Linked DNA regions of Mus musculus: regions 1 and 2 are each linked to region 3. Evidence: chromatin loops called from intact Hi-C (ENCODE). Cell type or tissue: heart. All regions are shown on one strand.

Region 1 (8,000 bases), 160 kb after region 3:
TATAAGAAATAATGGAGCAGGAGTGGTAGTCATGTCTTTAATCACAGTACTTGAGAGGCAGAGGTAAGTGGATCTGAGTTTGAGACCAATCAGGTCTACAGAATGAGTTGAAGGTCAGTGAAACATACACAGAGAAACCCTGTCTCAAAAACCAAAAACCAAAAACCAAAAGCCAAAAACCAAAAACCAAGAAAAGGAGGAGGAGGAAGATAAGAAGGAGAAGGAAAAGAAGAAAGAAGAAAAGAAAGAAAAGAGAAAAAGGAAAAAGAGATAAATAATGTAAAGCTTGCTATGATGGCATATATCTGTAATCCCAATACTCAAGAGGTAATATATCCTATTACAACAAAAGTTTTCTCATCTATGCCCTTATTCTCCTCCATAGACAAATTACCTATCACAAATGATATATATCTGACAGTAATTATTGCTTTGTTACTGTTAAAGTCCTAGGAAAATATGAATGTTCTTTCTTTGTTGGTGCATTATAAAATGGAAGAGCCATTGGACACATCTCAGTAGTACTGCAAAATGGTGTGCATGAATGTCAGCATAAACAGATTCCGTGTTGTGCGGGTTTGGATGGGAAATACCCTTTATAAACACGAGTATATGAGTGTTCCTCAATTACTATCCCTGTTGGGCATCAGTTTCAGGTGGGGCAACATTATTGGAAGAAAGCCCTGTCCTGCTTCCAGGTCACTCTCTCTGCTTGAAGCCATGGTTGAAGGTATAAGCTCTCAGTTTCATGCTTTGTCCACCATGCCTGCTTCTTGCTGCCAATTCTGCCAACCGTGGTGGAATCTTATCCCTTTGGAGCCATTACCTCATATAAACCCTTTCTTCATGAAAATTTTATAATGTTTTATCACATCAACAGAAAGGTAATTAATGTACCAATAAGTTAACTTTTAGTAACTTAAGTACGATGAAAAGGAGTATCTATATACTATGTACATTATATTCCCAAGTATTTATTTTAGTGAAGCTGGTAAAAGCCACTAAAGTGAAAGCAAACAGGGTGAATGCTGCAAAGTGAATATTTTCACGACCTAACAATGATATGTGTACAAGAGGATAAAAATGCTAATTGCCTTCTTTTGACCATTACATGATGCATATACTTATAAAACTGTCACTTTGTGTAGGATGAATAGGCAAAAAGGCATTTTTCAATTTTGCATTAATATTTTAACTTTGCTTTGATATTTAATGTTTCTTTAGTATTTAAATGAAGTAGTTATACATTGTTAATATGTTTGTGTTTTATACTAAGTAAAATAATATACTCACAAAACTCCAGACTGTATTGCCAACTTATATGAATCTTCAGTATTAGGACAATACATAAAGTCAGTGATAGTAGTGCCCAGGACTCAGGGAAAGAAGACGGTGTGAGAAGTAACTCATAAAAGTCAAAGGATTGGCTTAGGATGTTTTTTAAAAAGCTTTGCAATGGAACTATAGTAATATTTTACAATCATAGACTCTGCATATTGAATAATTTAATCTCATCATATATTAATTATACTTCAGTAGCACATATTAAACATGTAAATCTTAATTGAACTATAGTACTGAACATGAAGATATTTTAAGAATAATTGAACAAAGTACTCCCAAAGATATATTTATTTTAAAAACCTAAAAAAGATATATTTATATTTTAAAGGTATATAAATATATATTACATAATATATTTATTACATTATATATATATTATTTATATATTCTCATGAGAATTATACTAAACAAATTAAATAAGGCTACAAGTATACTTCAGTAAGCTATAAAAAGTAAAATTGTACTTCGTGTCTCCCCTACAAAATAAAATAAAACTAAAATATGGAACTACATAAAAACATTGAGCAATTAAATAGATTTTAAATAAAGTATAAAGTTTCTAATCACAAATGAAATAATATAGTATATCAAAAGTTGTAAAGAAGTAGGAGCAAAGCTACATGCATCAAAAGGAAAATAATCTCAAGCAACCTATGAGCATGCCTCAAAGAGGCAAAAAGAAAAAATCTCAAGTCCATATTTCAAAAGAAATTATAAAAATCAAAGCATAAATAAAGAATAAATAGGAAACATATTACAAGTACATCCAGATTAGAAAATAACATGTTTAGTTATTCGTGTTTGGAGATAACATAATTTTCAACATATAAAAACCCAATATATTCAAACAAAACCTATTTGTCTTATAAACAACTATAAGTGAAGTTACAAGATACAAATTCAACCTGAATTAGTAGCAATTCTAGAGATGAAAATGGACTTTTCTGTGAAAGAAATTGAGAAAGTGGTTTGATTTATACAAGTTACAAAAGGAATAAACATTTAATAACAAAATTTAAGCAAGGCATCAAAGTACCTTGGCAATGAAAATGACAGAACACTATTGAAATAAATTGCCCAAGACACAAAGGAAAACAAAGATATACCTTGCTCATGAATCAGAATAATTCCAAACAAATAGACTACTCAAAGAAATCTGGAAAGCCAATGCAATTCATCACAATACTGAACTTTCACAGTAGAACACTGAATCAAAACTCATCAAAGATCTAATGTGAAACCTGAAATGCTGAATCTGCTGCAGGAAAACAGAGTCAGGACCAATCACACCTGTAGGACAGGACTTACTGAATAGAACTTGATATGTCCCCAAATTACCGCCAACAATAAACAAGAGGACATCACAAAACTAAAAAGCTTCTGTGAAGCAAAAGAAACAGTCAAATGGATGAAAAGGAAGGCCGGAAAATGGGAGAGAATGTTTGTCTGCTATACAACTGACAAAAACTCAATATCCAGAATTATGCAAAGAACTCAAAAACGAAGAGTCAGAAAAAAAAAAAGTCTCATTAGTAGAGAACAACTAAAAGTATATCAAAAATGTTCATCACTAGCAATTAGGGAAATGGAAAACAAAACAATTTTGAGACTTAAACCTCCCTTAGAACGGCCACGATCAATGGAACAATAGAACAATAGACAACAAATGCTGGAAGGGACATGGTAAGTTAAAGCAACAGATGTGCTCCTCCTTCTCTCTCTCTCTCTCTCACACACACACACTTGCACATACACGCACACACACGCACGCACGCACACACACACACACACACACACACACACACACGCATGCACGCACGCATGCACGCACATGTGACACAAATAGAGGCACATGCGCAAGTACGCATGTGCACATACACAAACTCCATGCACACACACCAATCTGTCTTCAGATCTTGGGCTCAGGATGAGAGACCAGGAGACCAGGGATGCTGTTGGGCTTCACTTCTAAAGAAAAAAATCTAAAGATAGTAGCAAATGCATCAGGGAAAACAAAATGCTCATGTCAAATATCTTGGTTAGTGAAAAGAGTGAATCAATACCACTCCCAATGAATCTGCAAAACAGAGTTCTAATGTCAGTGTAAATGCAAAATAAATAAGTTTCTGCTACTGAACAAAGAAACAGAAATAATGTACTCCTAATGGCTATGCCAAAGTTTTATTGAGACAATCAGGTCACAGGGTTGCCCCTCCTCTTTCTCTAATGTGTCATGTATGAATTCCTAGGTTTATGTTGTTTTATTCATTTATAATTCACTAACCAATTAACTGATACACATTTACTGACTATTGATACAATGTCTCATGGTCTCCTGGGACAGGTGAAAGTTCTGCACACACCAGAGTCTGAATTAAATCTAACATAGTTCTTCTCACACAGTCTCCCTACTTGATCTCTTTACCTATGATTTTCCTTTACTCTACTCAGGGTTATTATGTTTCTAATTATATAACATTTATATAAAGTTATACAATACTATATATTATAAAATTGTATTATATAGTGATAATTTGATAATTATGGGAATGGTCACCTACTATAGAAGCAAGTTAATATCACTATAAATCACACCCTATAATGTCTAGTGACAAAATACTTAGGATTTGCTATACACAATTTTTTTTTTCTGTGCACTCACCTAAATCAAGTGATTCCCAATTCCTTTGACAACAAACGTTCATCTTTTGTTTTTGCTCTTATGTCCTAAAGCAGTACCTTCCTGTGTTTGTTGAAACTAAGTGAACTGAATTGAAATGTTTAAAACACCCATTCCAAACTTGTTCTACTCAAACTGTAAGCTATCTGGAAACTTACTAAGAATTCCATTTGGGATTTCTTGTTTCTGGCTCCGGCTCTTTGAATGCATTCCAGAAAAATCCTCTTTAACTTGTATACAGAAGCTTGAAACAAGAACAGAGGTTTAAATATAGAAAACAATAGCCCTTTGGATTTGGTTTCCTGAATTCTTTTAATAGTTTCAAGTGAAAGAAGATCTTGACAGCAGGGTTCCCAATACAATGGTGTTTGGCCAAACAAAATGAACATATAAATCACAAATTTATAATCGCAGAAATGCTATTGATTTGGATAAACTATGGCTTTTAAACTTAATTTTTGTTCACAATATATGAGTTAGCAAATAGCAAATCTAAAGATATTTACAAGCTAAATAATTGTTCTGATCTTCCAGGATGGTTATCAATACCCACCATCAATTTGTTTAGGAATAGAAAAATAATCTTTAAAAATTACCTTGACAAATAAAACTTCTGTTCTGACAAGTTATCTAGATCTGTAATTGACATAATGGCAGGAGTGGATAACCACAGAGAACCTGGAACTGCCACAGGGGTAATGACATTGTCATGGGATGAGAATTCATCCTCCAAGTTGTATGTCATTCTCAAAATTATGTCTCACCACCAGGCCAAATTAAGAGATTGTTAAGAACTAAGTATGTCAAAGCAAGGCAAAAGAAATCTATGCATTCATTTTTTGCAAATGTTATTGCTACTACACGTAAGCATGCATAAGATATATCCTTAAGGTTATATACTAATAAATGTATATGTTATCAAAGTGATTCATATTGTAATAAAACAGAAAAACAAGATTTGCGACATCTGCTTTTTACAGCTCTAGACTTTAAAAAGCAAAACCTGTCTTCGCAGCTGGAATCTGCAATCAGGACACTTGGAAACCTTAAGCAGGAGGTCACTGCAAGTGTCAGCCCAGCAGAGCATTGTAGAGAGATTGAGATGGGGAGGGTGGAGTGTATGGGGAGTAGACAAAGAGAACTAGAAAGTATTAAATAAACAGTAAGCATAAAATTATAGATGTTTCTGAACATGTAAAGTACTTGTAACAAGGAGACTTGAGTTATTAAATTTCAAAGACAAACATGAGTGAATCAAGCAAAATGCAAAAATATTATTTTATTTTGCTTTTTGGAAGTATTATTCTCACATGTATTCTCATATGCAGAAGTAAAACAATGAATTCTCCAAGGACCTAAGGAAACAGACAAGGCATTTTTCCAAAACTAAGTCCTTAGGACTGTTATTATATAGGGTGGCCTTGGACTTCAGATTTTCCTGGGTCATCTCACCTTGTACATGCCTTGGCTTCCATTTTAATAGTTTACTTCCTGAAGACTGAACATTTTGTGTCTCAACTTCCTTAAAATATATTCTTAATACCAAATATTCATGGCAGTACAATATTAATCATCAGAACAGACCCATATATTTTAAATTAAAGAAATAATAAGACAGATATTGAATTAGGATAATTTGTCTAAAGCAACTGCAACTATAATAAGTAAAGGTTCCTTTTGCTTTTATTTATGTATTTTTTTAGACTTTCATATGTGAATATGGTATTTAAACCATTTCTATCCCTCTCTCTCCCCAACATCTCCTCCTTTATCTGCCTTGCTTCTGTGTCTTAAATTCCTGGTCTCTTATTCTTTAACTATTATATTTGAAATACACACACACACACTACATGTGTGTCAATTTGCACATACATTTCTATTTATATGAATTTATAAATATAACACATTGAGTATCTTTAGTGTTGCTTATAGATACAGATACAGATATAGATAGATGTAGGATAGATGTAGATATAGTGTGTGTGTGCGTGTGTGTGTGTGTGTGTGTTTGTGTGTCTTTAGAAATGACCACTTGGGATTAGGTAATCTATTGCAGAGAAGTTTGTCTCCAGAGAGGATGTAGTCTCCCTCCATCAGCAGCCATTAATTTCTTGTAGCTCTTCATTTAATGGTGTGGTCTTGTGAGATTTCCCTCTTCTATGTTTGAATGCTAGCTAGGATTATTATTTTTTTCAGGTCTTAGCAAATGCAATGTCAACACATTAGTAAGACACATATTATCAAGCTGGCTTAGGTAATAATAAATAACATTGTATGAACTTTGGTGACTCCAAGAAACAGATGATAAAACAAATCGTTTATCACAATTGATAGAACTTTTGAAGTGTTATAGGAAAGATGAAAAGGAAAAAGAACAGATCTATCTATCTATCTATCTATCTATCTATTAATCACATGAATTAAAAACAAAAACCTAAAGGATTGACAACTGGTCGACCTCATATTTATGTATTTATGTATTTATTTATTTATGTATTTATGTATTTATGTATGTATGTATGTATGTATGTATGTATTTATTTATTTATTTATTTATTTATTTATTTATTTATTTATTTTCGTTTTTCGAGACAGGGTTTCTCTATAGACCAGGCTGGCCTCGAACTCAGAAGTCCGCCTGCCTCTGCCTCTGCCTCTGGAGTGCTGGAATTACAGCTACCACTGCCCGGCGACCTATTATTATAAGTATTTATATAGAACAATTAAGAACAAAGTAGCATTTCTTGCTTTGTTGCTGATTTCTAAAAACATATAATAGTTTTAGCTTTATCATTTACTTCAAACATTAATTTGTTAATTTACTTACTCCTTATGCAAATACATTTAGAGTATGTACTGAGTGCATAATATACAGATCTGCTCACAATGCTGGCAAATTGAACAAGAAAACAGGAAAATTTAAAACTTACTGCAGCTTGTAAGTTAGTATTCCAATAGAATTAACTTAGGTTAAGTTAGAAAAAATGGTTATGATCATGTAACAGTGAACTATGACCATGAATTAGGTACCCAAAGACTGAATTGTTATAATGTTACTTCAGTGAAATTTGCATCTAGAAATAATATGTTATAGCAAGAGGACAAATATTTCATCTATGTACACAATGGTTCCTATGGTTTGCCATCATATTTCAGGTGGGGCAGGTAAGTTTGCGTTCATAAATCGTCTCAGCATTTTCCATAGAAAACATTTCAGGAAAGCTTGTGTAGGAATATTAGAATTTGATTTTTAACTCCTAATAATACGATATAATTTGTAAATTAATCACCTTCCCTTTGTCTATAAAGTTCACCTTAACACTGGAGTGACAAGAAAACCACCTGAGGGACAGTGGTCAGCACTACGCGTGAGAAGGCACAGGAGCATTTCCTCGCACAGTTTTGCATGCAGTAACACTCTGATGTTGCTTTCTCAGTTGTGGGCAGGATGTGTACTAGTAAATGGCCACAAGGAACATGATCATTTGAGTGTAAGCCTTTACAGTGTTTTCCACAGATAAACATTTTAAAAACTGATGAAAGAGGAAGGAAATTGGGTAACAGTTTGCTCTTTAAAAGCCATCAGCTTTGAATAGTTATTATCCCCAAGAAGAGGAAATTGCATCTGTGTAGCTGAAACTGAACTAATTCTGTTTACTTCCTGCTTCTGGCCTTTCTGAAGCAGAGAGGAGAAAATCTTTTCAGTGCCCTTCTCGGATGTCCACAAGCTAGAATTGTGTTTAAGTTTCAAAACAACAGCAACAACACCAAAAACCACTGGCCACACAACTAATTAAATCTGCATAGATACCATATACTTGGAGACTATAGCTTACAAAAAAGCCTATAGGCATACAAAGAATCAGGTGTATGCGGAAGCATATATGCATGAAGAGATAAGCCCAACTTTGAAAAACTCTGATAAATACTGCAGAAGAAATGCTCATCATCTATGATGAGTCTAAAGTACAAAGTA
Region 2 (8,000 bases), 45 kb before region 3:
AGCTGGCGGATCTGGAGCCTTGACGTTTGGGCGTCCTAGGAGATAGTGTGGTTCTGTGTGTGTCTGTGGTTTGGGGGCATGTGCGCAAGAACGCGTCCGCGTGCGACTGTGAGCTTCCTCCACCCGGCATAGTGCAGACCGAGCTCACAACGACTCTCCGAGCAGCCGCCAGTAACGCAAGGCAACAGCAGCCTCCGCCCCCTCAGCACGGTGATTGGCTGGCCTTGCTTATCGTTTCCCTGCTACGGCGAGGAAAGGGCCAGTGACGCCCCCGAGCCCAGCTGCAGAAGAAACCGCCACCTCCAATGCACAAGGTGTCACATTTGAAAAGAAACCTGAGCCCCAGGGAGGCGGCGCAGAGCGACCCGGGCCCGGTAAGCGCTAACTGCGCGGCAGGGAGCTGGGCAGCGCTGGAGAACCGGGAGAGCTCCACCGCTGAACATCCTAGCGACCTGATTCTGGGATCTCGGCTCCACGCTCCCTTCGCAATTTTCAGATTTCTCCCCCTTGATTATCATCCCAAAACGGAGCCTTTATACCAGGAGAAGGTGCCTGAGCTGGGACAACCAGGACTTTCCCGGGCACCCAAGATGCGCTCAATTAGAAAACGGTGGACCATCTGCACTATAAGTCTACTCCTGATCTTTTATAAGACAAAAGAAATAGCCAGAACTGAGGAGCACCAAGAGACGCAACTCATCGGGTAAATGCATGTTCAAGGATATGACACCAAATCAAGCCATAGTGAAGTGTGCTTAGAGCCGGGAGAGTGACGTTTTTGGAGTGCTGTGTGTATTGGTTTGGGCGTGCTTGTGCAGAGTGTCATGAATTAAATAACAAAGGCTCTTTGGAGGTGTGTGTGCATGTTTCCCATGCTGGTTCTAGGATGAGTTTAACTTGCCCTGTGCAATGGTGGTGGTGGTGGTGGTGGTGGTGGTGGTGGTGGTGGTGGTGGTGGTGAAAGATGTATTGGCACAGGGTGCAGCTCACCAAAGAAGTCACTGCAGAAGTGTCAACAAAGAACGAGTGCCCTTGTCAGTTTAACGCTTGAGCAGAATTCAGAGATGTCTTTACTCCTCAAGCCTTCTCTTTCTTTCTTTCCTTCTGTGTCCCGCCAGTCTATGAGGACACCATAAAAAGCGGCGTTCTCCAAAGTTTATGGTCACAGAAGTGAAGTGGGTCTTTACTCTTTTTTGTTTGTTTTTGTTGGGGGAGGGGACGCCTGTAAGATCTATTTTCTTTCTTTCTTTCTTTCTTTCTTTCTTTCTTTCTTTCTTTCTTTAAGTTAGACATTTCAGTATCAATAAGGAAAATTCCTTATTCACTCCTCTACGTATAAAACTCCCGGGTTTCATGGTTACAGTTTTAGAAGGGAACTGGGAACTGCGCCTTTACAGACCATATCTGCTCTTTTTTTTTGAGTTTGTCAAGATGTGATCAAAATCTCCGCCCCATTAAGTTCTGTAAATATCTCACTTCCTTCCTCTCTCCCCTGGCTTCTCTGCCTTTGAAGTCTATCCGGGAGCAGAGCGAGCGATTTGTAACTTCTTGTCTCTGACAAGGCTTGGAAGCGCACATCTGAGGATATGGCCCTGTTGTCAACTCTGTTAAAAGTCCTGTTTCGGAAATCCTCCCAAGTCCGGAGCTTTCCACAGTCGGAAACTGCACTGGCTGAGATTTCCTTCTGTTTTTACATTGTCTCTGGCATCTTTGAAACGAAGAAGGATGCTTTGGCATTTTTGTGTGTGCGCGGTTTTGTGTGGGGGGCGGGGCAGAGAGCTTCTCAAACACACACTAGGAAACTTTACGCAGCTCTTTTCTTAATATCCCCGCTCCTCTCTGAGTAATCAGTCACAATGAAGTGAGTAAGACGCAGGTGTATCCTCCCGGAAGGACTTGCTATTCTGCATAAAGCTAATAGTACTAGGCTCAAAGGGGACTCTAGGAGAAAGGAACACTAATAAGGAGTGGGCCGAATGGTCCTTATGCTTCAACAAACCTATTCAAGGTTTGTATGAGAGGAAAAATAAATACATACATACATAAATAAAAAGAATTAGGTGAAGTCGTTTACCTAGAAGTGGATGGTTGGAAAATCCATGTCAATGGTGGAAAAGAAAAATTGGGAGGGGTGTGAATAAACCCAGCAGACCTGTTTTTGCCAGGCAGACAAAGGGGTCTTGAAGGTGGTGAACCCGCGCGTGGGAACTCCTGGGAGAGGCGGAGGCTGGGGCTTGCGAATCGAGGCTCTTTGTTCCCTTCAGAACTGATTGGGTTCCAAGGAGCCGGCGCTTAGACAAAGCGGCCAAGCTTCTACAGGACTCCAGTGGTTTGGGACCCTAGCGAGCAGGAGTGGGCGTGGTGATGAACACTATGTCCAAACCCTGCAAAGGAGTCATTCCCTTGCTCGGATAAATTGCCTCCAGGAAGGAGGCCTGTATCCCGGGTGCCCCAAAGGAAAATATCAGATCCAGGACACTCCACGTTTCACAGTGACATTTATTCTCTGGCCTTTTTGGAAATCAAGGGAGGGTCTGCACAGCCCTGGCATCAGAGGAGCTGCAGCCCCACAGTCACACAGCGACTGGGTTAGCTCTACTGAGCTGTGCCTCCGCACCCTTTGCAAGCTGAGCTGCCAGTTCTTTCTTCCCAGTTCCTATGAGAAGGCTTGAGGCCAGCGCTTGAGTTATCAAAACAGGAAGAGAGGTGTACCGGGTGCCGTGCTGGTGTCTACCCTTTCTTCTACAAGAACTAGTAGTCAGAGCAGGATAATGAGAAGACTGGTGTGTGTGTGTGTGTGTGTGTGTGTGTGTGTGTGTGTGTGTGTGTGTGTGTGTGTGTGTTTCGTGTGTGTTTCGTGTGTGTTTCGTGTGTGAGCATCATTTCAGAAAGAAGTAAGCCTGCCTTCATTTGTGACAGTCAAGCAAACAAACAAACAAAAAAATTCACATTCAAAGCTCCTCCTCTTTAATTAAAGCCCGCAACTGCAGCTTTTTTGAACAAGGCAGAGACAGGGTTGTGGAGACAGTCCTCACCCACGTGCTGGAGAAATCCTGACTGCTCTGGGCTTCCAGACTCAGGCACAGGGTGGGGCCAGTGTTACCAAGAGCAGTGCAGGGTAGCTGGGGTCTCTGGATGTTCATCCCCTTTTGGCCTGAATGAAACGTTCAGGGGGGTGACCTGAGCACATGATTTCTTTCAACTCCCTAACAGTGCCTCTGGTGGAGCACTTGATTCATCAGCTAACCCACCATCTCGTCTCTGTGCAAGCTTATGGGGAGGCCAGTTTTGAAATGACTTAAAGAGTAAAGGGGCCCTGAAGGCCAGATCAAAACTTCATTTAAAAGTGAGACCATAGAGGCAGGCTACAGCCTTTGGGGGGCACTGCAAGCCTTACAGGCTGGCAGTAGCTCCAACCAAGTTCTTTAATCTTACATTTCTCTGAGTTCAGAGTCCCCAACACCATGAATATTTCCCACTAGATAGGAGGTTTCTCTATCCAACCACTTCTTCTTTAGCAGAGTCCCCACGCACAGCCAATGGAGCATCACTCACTCTTCAGCATCAAGCACTCATTGTACACAGAAAGGAAAGTAGTAGCTGAGAAAGGTTGCCGTCCTCTATTTCTGGAGGAACCTTAGCAGTGTGTTCAACAAGAGTAGGGGATTACTCCCTACAGTGTGAGTGACAATCACTGACCACCTGAACCTGCCATTTCCTTCTGGATAAACTTTATTGATAGACGGATTTTGTTAATGCATCTACATCAGACCACTGGTAGTATTAAGTGGATCGTTCTTGAGTTACTTTCTCCCACAGGCTTTTCACTACTTTTTCACGTTTGGCATACTCACCAGAATATACTGGAAATGGCTTTTAAGATTCCCACATGCACAACTACTTGAGCAAACCTTTCTAGTGAGGAAAGAATTTAAACATGTGGCAAAGTTAAATGATATATAGATGCCAATTTTGGTGAGACTCCCTGAAACTTACTTGGCAGAACTACAATGAGACTTCAGTATAGTTATCCATGTCTTTTTTTCTCCCTTAAGGCTCCTTACATTATATTACTAAACAATCAACAGTTTTGAATTTTGCCATGTATAAGGTTGATAGTAAAGCTGAACACCCAGTGCTGAGATTATAACTGCACAGAAAAACTCACTTTTAAATTGTTTCAAAGTAGAAGATGGGTTTGTAAAACAGTATTCCATCTTTTGCCCTTTAATTCCCAGATTAATTTTTCAATTACACTACACTATATCTCATCTTTATTTGTTTGATACTTTGGGAATAAAATATAGAATTGCTCCCTGCTTGAGTTCAGACTTAGTTTGACTCAAGTCTTTTGTTGATATGTTTTTTTTTAAGTTTCAATTAATGAAGAAGCTTAATCTAGTCACATTCATTCCACAGCTAAGTAATCAGTATCCTAAAATACTAAGATACTGAGACCTAATATCCAAAAGTGTATTTAATCACCTTTGTTGTGTATCTCAGAATTGACAATATAAATTATTGCAAAGGCAGAAACTCATACCAAAGAGAAAACAATAACAAAAGATTGTAGATGTTAACAGGCATAAGTACAGATATTCCTCAGAGTGGGATCTTGTGCAAGATCATCTTTGTTGAATTTCACAACACCATAGGAGCAGAAACACTATCAAATCACATTCTTTAGTGCTGAGTGATTTCTTTGATGTCTTTTGTTTCTTCCCTTTTTAAAATTGCATGTTGAATGTTTTGTAGATATTTCTATGCAAAAAAGTGTTTTCAATGTAGCTGTTCAGAGGTCATGTCCAAAGTAGAATGAGAAGCAAACAGTGGGTGGCAATATTCTTCATGCCTTGAATTCATGGGAAGGGAATCTTTCTTCAGACAGTAAAACCAAGATCGTTTACAAAAATATCCAACAACAAAAAAGTATGCTTTATAGCGTGAGATGATTCCTTTGAGTGTAAAAGAGAAGTTTGACTACTAGTGCTCATTTTCATTCAAGGTTCTTTCCAATGATAAAAGCCTGACCTATGGCCAATCACCAATTTAATAGAAGCTGCTCAAATGGGGAAGTACCAGTCTTCTCAGAATATGCATTTGTCCTGTTAACATTCCATAGGACTAACTATATCATCATAAAAACCATTGTACATGTAGAAATTATATTCATCATTAATTGCCACAATACTATATCAATTTTAAAAATTCAATTGCATGAATAATTTTAACACCATAAAATATACTAGGTCTCAAAATTATTATTTGAACCTTAGCAACCTATGGTAGAAAAAATGATATTGACAGTCATTAATGGAGTGATGATTGGAAAGATCTTTGCCTTTTCCCATAAAAAATAATGATAATTTATGCCTGCTTAAAGGTGTACACCAGAGTGTGAAGGTTAACTTCCGTGCACATCCACAATCTTACTCATAGGCAATAATTATCATTAGAAGTATAATATGAAAATTGACAACTCCATCACTGCATAGTAAAATGTGTTCTGTTTCCTAACACCCTGGATGACCTCTGTAAAATGACTATTATTAACCTTGAACAGACATGCAAATGAATAATTTTCATCAGTAGAACTGTGTAAAAATATTAATTTTTATAAAGTTTCAAATTTCACAGGAAGTGGTTTTTTTATATGATTTCATAAGTAGCACAGGGGGTCGCTTCGAATTAAAATTACGTATTAAGAAAATAATGCAAAGCAAGTACCAAGCCATAAGCCTCCAGTGTTGGAATCACCTAACAGCTGTTAAAAGGCAGTGTTTCTATTAGTGGAGAGAGTACTCTAGGTATCACACACACACTCATTCTTGGTGGTTTTAAACAATCATAATACTTTTTAGCAATGCTATTAGCAGGAAATAGTTAAAAGCAGTACAGATACTGAAAAGGCTAAACGTTTTCTTCCTCTGTCATAGTTGATTACCTTCTGTAATTATCTGAATCTTTTTTTTAATTTTTACCAGAAATCACAAAGACAAACAATTCAATAGTGAATTGCTTAGATCTACAGGTCCTCATACTATAAATGACATGAAACATGTTTCTCTCCATCACACATGGGCCAAACTCCTAACATTACCAGTTTACATGGTGTACTAGTCAATGGTGTATTAGAGATGACTGGCTGTAAGAATCAGTTACTTTTATTACAATACAAAGGCAATGGACACATGAACTGAAAGAATTTTCTTCTCTGATTTTTGTGAGTCTCCTCTTTACAATGTTAGAAACCAATTTCTTTTTAAATCAGTATTTAAACAATGCTTGAAAAGTTACTTTGTGATACAGAAAACCCCATAACCACCATGGTCCCTGCATATTAAATAATGTGATTGCTGTTTGTCAAGGTTAAGACCACAGTGACCTTAGTGATGTAGTGCCCAAAACACAATACAAATGTACCATAAAATCAATTACACATGCTGATCTGCTGTGCACAAGACTTAGCTAGTAGTCCTCAGCAAAGTATATTTCTAGTTCTTATCTATGTCTTCTTTGAAACAAAATTAATCTTGGCAGCAAAAGCTGTAGGCTTGTAGAGGAAGTAACTGACCAAACATCCTGGCTCTTATTGTCTAAGCAGTGGGGGTAGTTAGTATTGTAGCTTTGATGACAGTTATATTTTCTTAAAAATCATGAGGTATGTATTAGATGAAAAATAGAATATTTTTCAAAAAAGAGAGTGTAGAGGTTTACTTTGATAATGTCTACTCTTTCTACTAAATTATGAAAATAATATCCCATGCTTACACCTTAATGTAAATATAATCATGTATGGTGTCACTTAAGCAAAATGGGTCTGATTTTCACACAGCTGGCCTATCTGTCTTTTCAGAGATGGTGAACTGTGTTTGAGCAGATCACTTGTCAACAGCTCTGATAAAATCATCCGGAAGGCTGGCTCCACCATCTTCCAACATTCTGTACAAGGCTGGAAAATCAATTCTTCTTTAGTCCTGGAGATAAGGTGAGTTTCTTTAATAAGTCGAAAACCATCACATCATGTCCTTAAAGAAGCTGGGTTTGGCAAACTTATACTGAACACTTGATTGGTGGCTTACGTGTAAATGCTTAATGAAAAAGTGGATCAGCTACATTTAATGTTCCTCATGGAAGACTGTGGAACCATAAAAACAAAATCATTGAATAGTCACTTTTTACTCAAGGATGATGGAATTTTTAATATACTATCCCATTAGCAATAGAGCAAAATATTGAGCTAGGTACTAACCTGTCACATAATTTTATTCCATTGCATGGAATGAACATTCATTTTAGGAATCATTTTCTTACTTTTCCATATTGAGACATCAATTTGAACTGACATTTAACGACATAGAACAGAGGTTCCTCAACTCCTATTGTGTTTTAAATGTAGATTGATTTGATTTATTAAATGTTTATGCTGGTATAAGCTCATGTGAAAAAGGGAATAAAATGTCAGAAAATAAGCTTGCTACAGTTCTGGCTTGGTCTTTTCCACACAGACATTTTAAGCTAAAATGAAATAAACCCAATGACTCCTCACATCCATTGCAGCACTCACTTCTATATCCTAAAAGTAATGAGAAAATGAGCTCTACATTCCCAAATAAGGAGGGGACAGAATCTTTTTTTCCTTACACTTTCATTCCATCACTGGTTTGGTTGGTATGCTTAAATTAGAGCATTTTGGTAATTCAGAACTTGAGAAATTTGGGAGAACATATCTCTTATATATATATAAAAAAATCATTGCGCTTTTTAGTGTTAACGAAATACTAAATATGTAAATATCTCATTAATGAGATATTAACATAGAAATTTTGTTAACAGTATCTGACTGATTAAAAAGTGAGGGTCTCATTTTCTTCTCAGCCTGATATTTTTGCCCTTACTTGATTCCTATATCATCTCTCTTTCTCTCTGGCTCCCATATCTAGCTTTTCATTTAAGTCTAAAATATGTTAGCCATGAATTAATTATTAGGAACAAGGTGA
Region 3 (8,000 bases):
TATTCTCACTAATGTACAGTTGTGTCAATTGCATTGGTCTTTCTTGTTTTACATATTTCTTCACATAAAATTATGTTGAAGAAGATAGTTTTATTTTAACATATTCAGGAATTTTACAGGGCAATTGATGTATTCCTTTGCCATCTACTCTTAAAAATGCCAATATTGCTACATCATAAATGTCACAGGAACATAGGTCTTAGCTAAAGTAAGAGAGAAAAATTACGTTAGGAGAAAGAAAACATAGACCATTTCTGCCCCCATATCCCTACAGAAGTTATCCTTGTGCTGTAGATTATCAAAGGAGAAAAAAAGAAGATACAGCACTTACTGTGCTAAAACCCATGAGAGTTATAGGTTTTAACAGTAACAACAAAAACAATTTCCACATACCTTACATAATCACACTTATTTTCCAATTTTACTAATGACACCTATTTCACATTTCTGTTATTGAGTTTGTCTTTCAGATGTGGCAATCTGCCCGCATAAACATGTGCAAAGATTGATGAAATGCTCTGTGGATATAAGGCACTTCTCTCTGGAAAAAGTGGCATCACTTTAGAAGTCTGAATCAGGCCAGATCCCAGCAGTGTCCCATCGTGCATAGGCAGAAGCATCTCCTAGGTACACATGAGGAATTCACTGTAGTCATTCAAAGCAGGTTGTTTTGGAGTGTTAAATAAATTCAAAGTCACTGAAAGGAAAAATCCTTGGAAAAGGAAAACATTCACTCCAAGTAATGTCTGAAAATGGCTTCCTTGTTTTAATTGGAGCTGGTCCTAAACATTCCCATATGGCTTCCATTTTGACCCATGTGGAGGAGGATAGCTATAATATTTCTTCATAATACATGTGCCATAGCTTAGTATTTTTTTGATTAGCAAGGCAATAGTAGTAGGTAGTTTAAATTAAAGACAGTTTCTATGGATAAATATCTCCGTTTCTCTGTGAATATTCAGTATGCACACATGAGTAACAACCTTTCCTATGAATTAATCTAGTTACACTTTAGGCACAGCATTATTTCTTTGCAGCTACCATAATTTACACTACACTAGGAAATATGACAATATAAATGTCTTACATATGAAAAGACACTCACAGTGGGTGGAGTCAATGTGAACAAATTGTGAATGACATAGTTTTTAAGCTCCTACTCATTTCCCACTGGGACTATAAGAAATCATATTTTATTTGGGAAGAAATTCTACTTATACAATTTATTTATATAGAAACTTTCAATGTGCATCTTTGTTATGCGCATATTCTGAGCCACTTCCTGGATATTCCTTGTCCCTCTGCTCTATGCCAAGTTTGGGTTCTCTTTGTTAATCTCAGCTTAATAGTTCCATCGAACACACATTTTGTCTCTGTTTCCTTTCCCAGGAATGGCTTGAGTTCTGTTTCTCCAAGTTCTTCTCACAAGGCATACTTGTCCTTTTTATAGTTTGTCATTAAAATGGCTTAATACTTTTCATAAGAGCAGGGATTCACTGACTCATATCTCTAAATACAAATAGGAAGTTTTAAGTTGTCTGTACATATGTCCTGGCTCTTCAGATTCCCATTCCTGATAACAGGTCCGACAATGTCCAACTGCAGACAACTCTTTCACAGGCATCGAGGTGGAATTCTGTTCCAGAAGCACAAGGGTAATAAACCGCTCTCCTGTTCTAAGACAATAAGAAAACACTTGGTGCATTTTGCTTTCACAGGTCTCAACACAGCAGGAATACTGATTAATTATATCCCTTTGTTAAGAATTTTATTTCTGATGAGAGTGTCAGTCAAATGCTAGTGGCCTAAACTGTCAGTTACAAAGTCGAAACTCTGCCTTACTCCCAGAATGACCTTGTGGGTGAGTTAAATGGCGGAAGATGTAAGGTCTGGGAGGACGGTCCCTCCCTTGCTGGCCAGTTCTTACCAAGCCTTACTGCTTTTGTTTCAGACTGTGTAGATTTTCATTGTCAGTATCAGGTTGCTTCCATAGTGAAAGCAGATTATGTTGCTTGAAGCACACTCCTGTAGAGCAATACTGTTCTTCAACATCAGCGCTGGGATCTGCTCACTCTTCTGCCGAACAGAAAGGTGGAAAGTGGTGTGTCACAGAATAACTAAGAATTTGTCGGAACATGACGCATACAGAGTCTCTCTAATCAGTTCTGTGGACAATGGTTCCTTTGGCTTTATGACAGTTTTTCTTTTGTTTGTTTTTGAGATCGTTTTTCAATCCTCTTTGTCTCTTCCCTTTGCTTCCTTCAAACCCTCCCAAGTATCCTTCTCTGTACACTCTGAAATTCACTGCCTCTTTCTCTCATTAATGTAATATTGTATTTGTATATACATATATTCATAAGAAAACATATTGAGTCCATATAAGGTTACCTATATGTTTACAGGGGCAATCACTTTTAATGGATAATAATTAAGTGTGCTCTACCCATGAGAGGGCCTCCTGTTCTGTCTCCAACTTTACTCAGTTGCCTGTAGTTCTTTGTGTAGCATTCAGGCCTCCTGGGATTTTTCTCATTCAGTTTTCCATGTTCATTGATAACTTCTTATTTAGTTCACATTTAGGCAGTAAATATCAATAAAACTTGCCAGAACTATTTAAATATTAATATCAAGAATTGAGTTTAGGCTGGGCATGGTGGCTCACGCCTTTAATCCCAGCACTTGGGAGGCAGAGGCAGGCAGATCTCTGAGTTTGAGGCCAGCCTGGTCTACAGAGTGAGTTCCAGGACAGCCAGGACTGCACAGAGAAACCCTGTCTCGGGAAAACAAAACAAAACAAAACAAAACAAAACAAAACAAAACAAAACAAAAAAGAATTGAGTTTAGACTCAAATTGTCTTGTTAGAGAGTCAAAATACACTTGTACAAACTGCAAACGTGAATAGCTACAATTATTAAATGGTTGCTAGTTATTGTTCAGCATCTGCAACAGGAGAACCGATGCGCATTGTTAACATTTACAAAGTTTAGTTTAATAGAAAATCATGTATTTTTCTTTTCTCAAATTTATTTTATTTATTTAAAGTGAGATGATTTATTGCATGTAAGTTCTGATTTAACTCTACATTGCATTGAAGAGCTTATTACTCTCAATAGAGTTCATAAGGTCACTGAAATCTCATTGTCACATATAAAATATTTGCATACCAAACATTGATCTGAAATATGTATCTTAGATAAGCTTGAAACCATTATACAGAATTCATTAATGTTTGAGGAAAATATCATAGTCATTAAATTCTATTTGTGAAGAGTAAACCTTCTTTTATAAGTTTAGGGAGTTTACTGATGTATCCCATTGCCACCTAGCCCATCATGTAAGAAAAGTTCCTACTAGCAAAGATCTGCACTGCTAACATTTTATAATTACTGAGATGACTAATGTTTTCCTTTCTTTTTTCTGAAAAATAAATGCCTATATCAAAAATGTTGCTAAGATACTTATTTTACAGGAAATATTTGATATAGATATATTTCTAGAAATTATTTATCATGTACAAAGTGGTGAAAAAGTGATATTTTTCTTTAAAAAGATTTACTGCAGTGGTAAAAATACTTGATTCCCAAACATTCATATATTATAACAGGGTACACCCCTGCTACATAGCATGGCCATTTCTTGACTAGAAAAATATAGATGGCTTCTTTGGCCAGGAGCTGTGACTGGTCTGAACCTTCAAGGAAGATAACAAATTTATGTGCTTTCACAAGTGACAGAATTCTCAGATTGACAGAGCAGCTGCTTATGCAAGGAGTGGGGAAGGTAATTTGGGACTGCTAGCTTAAGGGACTTGGCAAGGACTTGAGTTACATCCTTTGGGATATGTGAGCTCTCACTGGTCAGCGAGTCACAGTGGAGTTTCCAAAGAGGATTAAAGGTCAGATGGCAGTACCGACCAGCGTTTGCAGGAATTCCAATTCTGATGCTGTGTCATAACAGTGAACTGAATACTAGCCATTCTGAATTTAGTATACTGAATACTAAAGTTCCCCATTTACTAAAATGTCTACGATTGAAGGTATTTAATGCTACATCCTCAAGTTTATGCTTCAAAGAGTAATAAGGAATAAAAGGAGTAATAAGACCAAAAACAAAAGAACAAACAAACAAAAAAACCAAAACCAAAACATACGCACACATAAAAAAACAAAAAACAACTACTGAAGAGGAACATCCTTTGAAATACTTGTAGCTGAAAATGTGTGACCAAGGTAGATTTATGAATCCCACTTCTCTCTCGACTGTCATATATGGTGGGTTTGGCATTTCCTGTTTCTGGTTTTCTCATTTAACTTTGTTTACACAGGAAATTCGTCCTTGGAGTGCTCACTATGACAGTCTGATAATGAGGAGGCATGCTGTCCTTGCCAGGGGAATGGCACTTAGAGAATAGAACATGCAAAAGCCATTGTAAAGAGGAAAATAAAAAAAAAAACTATTTTTCCTTATTGTATTCTCTGGAATCTGTACAATGAGATCATTGATGAAGATTAGGGCTTTACATCCTGAAGAAATGCAGGGATCACAGTATTCTGAGAGTTTCCAATAGAGCTGAATAGAAAAGGCATTCATTTAGACAAAATTTTGTTACAAGTTGATGCCACCCAGAGCTGGGAGTGTATGATGCTGGCGTCCAGAATCCTCTCCAGCAGTTTGGATTAGTATGCCATTTATATCCACCAGGCATGATGGACGTGACTAAGCAACATAAGTTGCTTGGGGGAATTTTGCTACCACTTGAATGATCTTGACCTTTTGAGGTGGGACTTCCTAAGCTGGCTGTTGATGATATTAGGGAACATGTACATAGCTTGTTATTTGTTATAGTCAGACATTGGAAAGTAGTTCTGCAATCTTCCAAATTCCCCCATCATTTACCTTAAGAAAACTCAAGAATTAATCACATGTGTGAGTGTGGGTGGAAATATGGTCATACAATCATACCATGTACCTCAGACTTACATTATAAGGACCCTGTAGTAACCACTGTTCTCCGCAAAACAATATAAAATGTCTTGAAATGTTAAATCAGACAAGAAAAATGTATAAATGCTTAAAGCATCTGAGAGCATTCAAAGACAATAGTTTATTTTAGTAGTTACATGAGTTGTTCGTACCATTGCTAAGAGTGAATATAAAATGTGGGAAAAAGTTCTGGATAAGGGATGGATAGTTTTTAAATATAGATATGTTGAAAATATTAATATATCATTGCTTTGTAAATACATCAATACCCTATGCACAGCTGATGAATATATAGAGAACTTTCAAATAATTCAAAAATAGAATGTGAATGGTTATTTTTTCCAACTAAAAAAGAAATAGCTCAATTTTGATCACTGTGTTCTGAAGCATTTCATTAAATCCAAGTTCATTTATCTGCTTAGACATTCAGCTGACGTCTGCAGAGCAAAATCAAGCTCTCTTTTGGAGAACTGATGGATAGTGTACGGTGCTATTCATGGAACTCAACCCTCCCTCATTGGAAACGATTTTCTGTAAATGAAATTAAAGACAAAGTAAGAAGCTTACAGTGTTTATTTGGTCAGAGAGCAAATACATTTTATATAATAACTAAATAGCCATTCTTACACTTTGTCAGTCAAAATTTTTAGAATAAATGAAATTTTCTGTATATGGAATATACCTTAGCATGATTTTAATGGTTTTATTGATTGAGTTCATGACTAGGAAGTTTAGTAATTATGACATAGTGCAAGAAAAAAAGTCACAGATTTTTTTTTTCGGTTTGTTGAAATAATATAGTGGCAATTTTGTTTTCTTTTGTAAATATATAGAATTATGTCAGAAACAAATATTCATGATGACAGAGTTGAGGAAGTTTCTAGAGAATGTATCGTAAACACCCTCAATCTGAGTTTCTAAGTTGGTGACTTTTAGCTCAATTTCAGCAATACCAAAAAGCAATCTTTATTTTTCAATTGTATTAACCTAAGTTCAATTGCAAGTCTCTAAGAAAATACTTGCAGTGGTGTGCCTTTTAGCTCAGTGCTTAATTGAGATGCTTTTTGTTCTCGTCAGTAATACAATTGTATAAGAAAATGGTGTTTGCACTTGAACAATCAAAGAAATATCTAGGTATTATTCATAATTAATAAAGATTTTAAATATGTTATTATTCAACATCTACTCAAAATATGTATTTAGTTGGTAGAAATATAAAGCATATAGTATTGATTGTCAATAATCTCCCTCATTGATTCCCCAGAAGCCCTCTACTCACATTTGGGTCCATTTCTACTTACAGAACAAGAGTTACATATCAATCATTCACATCTTAATTTCAATCTGCTAACATATTTAATAGCACAGGTGTTTTTAAATGAACTAATTGACATTAGAGAATCCCATAGTTTTAAAAGAAATGTCAGTTTCTAGTTACTCTAATAAAATCAGAATATATTCATGACAGAAACAAGGCAGAGTTAGTATACAACGTTTTACATGTTGGCATATGCACCTTCGTGGTCTGTCTTTATACCAGATGAATCACGTATCCAAGTTCTGTAAACATGCATTCACTTATTCTGTATTTTGGGGGGATCTTATTTTCTGTTTAATGGCATCACATAATCCTTGGGATGATTAGATAATTATTAAGTATAGAAATACGGTATCTTTGTCTACTATACACCTATTTTGACACAAATGTAGAAAGCATGATGTTAATGGGTTACGGAAAGTTAGGCTGCATCAACATCATCAATGGAATTTTCCTTGAGGCAACAAGCGACAGTGACTATTTGCCAATGAGCTCTCTAGTGTAAAAGAAAAATCTAGACTTATAATATTAGCTCATTCATACTTCCAATGCTCCTAGCATGTCTGATTTACATTAAATACAAAATGGTTTTCAAATTTTCAGAAAAATAATTGACAGCTGCTTTGTGAATGATTGAGGGCAAGTACCAGGACCAGAATAGATCTGTGTCAAGAAGAATCTTGAATGGGGTTAGTGAAGCCCAAATGAATGTATTGTTATGAATAAAGTACTTCTAATGTTTGGCACTCCTATCAGATATATCTATTTTACTTATTAGAATTTTTATTACGTCTGTTATCATAGCTCATATTGGCTAGCAGAAAATCCCTGGCCAACTGATTTCTGGGAATGAAAAGTCAGTCACTTTTATTTAATTCTTGTCTTTAGTTTATTATGCTAATCACATATAAGATGCATAATAAAAACTGTATATACTAATCCTTAAAAAGGAGTCTTTAAGTGTTATTGACTAAAGGAGAAGAACTTAAATTGTTCCCTCTGCTAGTGTACTTGGGCTAGGTACATGCTCTTGGTTAGTTTTTAAATTTTATGTTGTTTCTTCTAATCCTATTATTATCTATATTTTACTATTTTATAATTACAAAATCTTAAGGATTCATAATCATCCTTAAACATGTATTGCAGACATTTTAGTTATTATATTATACATACTTGAAATGATTTTTGATATGCTTTTTGATTTTCCTCTAGAAACATGATTGTTGTGACATCATCAGCCTTCATAATATGCAAATTTACCTACACAATTTAAAAATTTTAATTTCTTAAGGACTTATCCTGAAATCAAATACAGTAGTGAATATGGTTCAAGATTACCTTAGAAAATAAAATTATTGTTTTCTTTGCTTAGACCTAAGCATGCTGGAAGGAAAACAGCCTGTGAGATATTTCCAAACAAATAAGTATATGTATATATATATATATATATATATATATATATATATATATATATATATTTTTTTTTTGTAAATACATCTGAGAAATTTTATTCAAGTAAACGTTCAATACACACCACAAAAGATAAGTATTTCCAAATATGTTTGGGATGTCTTTTTGTGGGTTTCAAGATGAGAAGGGTTTTGGACCACTAGGTGAGCACGGTTCTCTCTCTTTTTTTTCCCCTCTTTTTTTCCTTATTGGATATTTTCTTCATTTACATTTCAAATGCTATCCCAA

Evidence for each region. A loop is a pair of places that touch in the nucleus more often than their neighbours do. Peaks named below come from ENCODE experiments on the same cell type or tissue, not always from the same donor. Only the 100,000 strongest peaks of a DNase experiment are listed, where the experiment ranks them.
Region 1: a loop joins it to region 3, with 13 times the contacts of the local background. A loop is called at or near these places in 3 of 42 quality-filtered maps.
Region 2: a loop joins it to region 3, with 2.6 times the contacts of the local background. A loop is called at or near these places in 7 of 42 quality-filtered maps.

Annotation. Positions count from the first base shown.
Region 1 is chr1:95,450,669-95,458,668 of GRCm38, reverse strand. No RefSeq gene overlaps it. Among named protein-coding and RNA genes, the nearest start is that of Fam174a, 140 kb to the right of the region's middle. In heart, no CTCF peak of the experiment used is centred here; a DNase peak (open chromatin) is centred at 6,678.
Region 2 is chr1:95,659,852-95,667,851 of GRCm38, reverse strand. It overlaps St8sia4 (ST8 alpha-N-acetyl-neuraminide alpha-2,8-sialyltransferase 4), which reads left to right and starts at 258. Exons shown (of 5, transcript NM_009183.2): 1 at 258-703; 2 at 6,857-6,988. The coding sequence starts at 591. It overlaps Gm30431 (predicted gene, 30431), which reads right to left and starts at 151. Exons shown (of 4, transcript NR_166710.1): 1 at 1-151. In heart, a CTCF peak has its summit at 3,376; DNase peaks (open chromatin) are centred at 201, 1,611 and 2,611; H3K4me3 peaks cover 2,699 bases; H3K27ac peaks cover 337 bases; H3K27me3 peaks cover 2,392 bases.
Region 3 is chr1:95,614,656-95,622,655 of GRCm38, reverse strand. All of the region lies in intron 4 of St8sia4 (ST8 alpha-N-acetyl-neuraminide alpha-2,8-sialyltransferase 4), which reads left to right. Among named protein-coding and RNA genes, the nearest start is that of St8sia4, 49 kb to the left of the region's middle. In heart, no CTCF peak of the experiment used is centred here; a DNase peak (open chromatin) is centred at 3,835.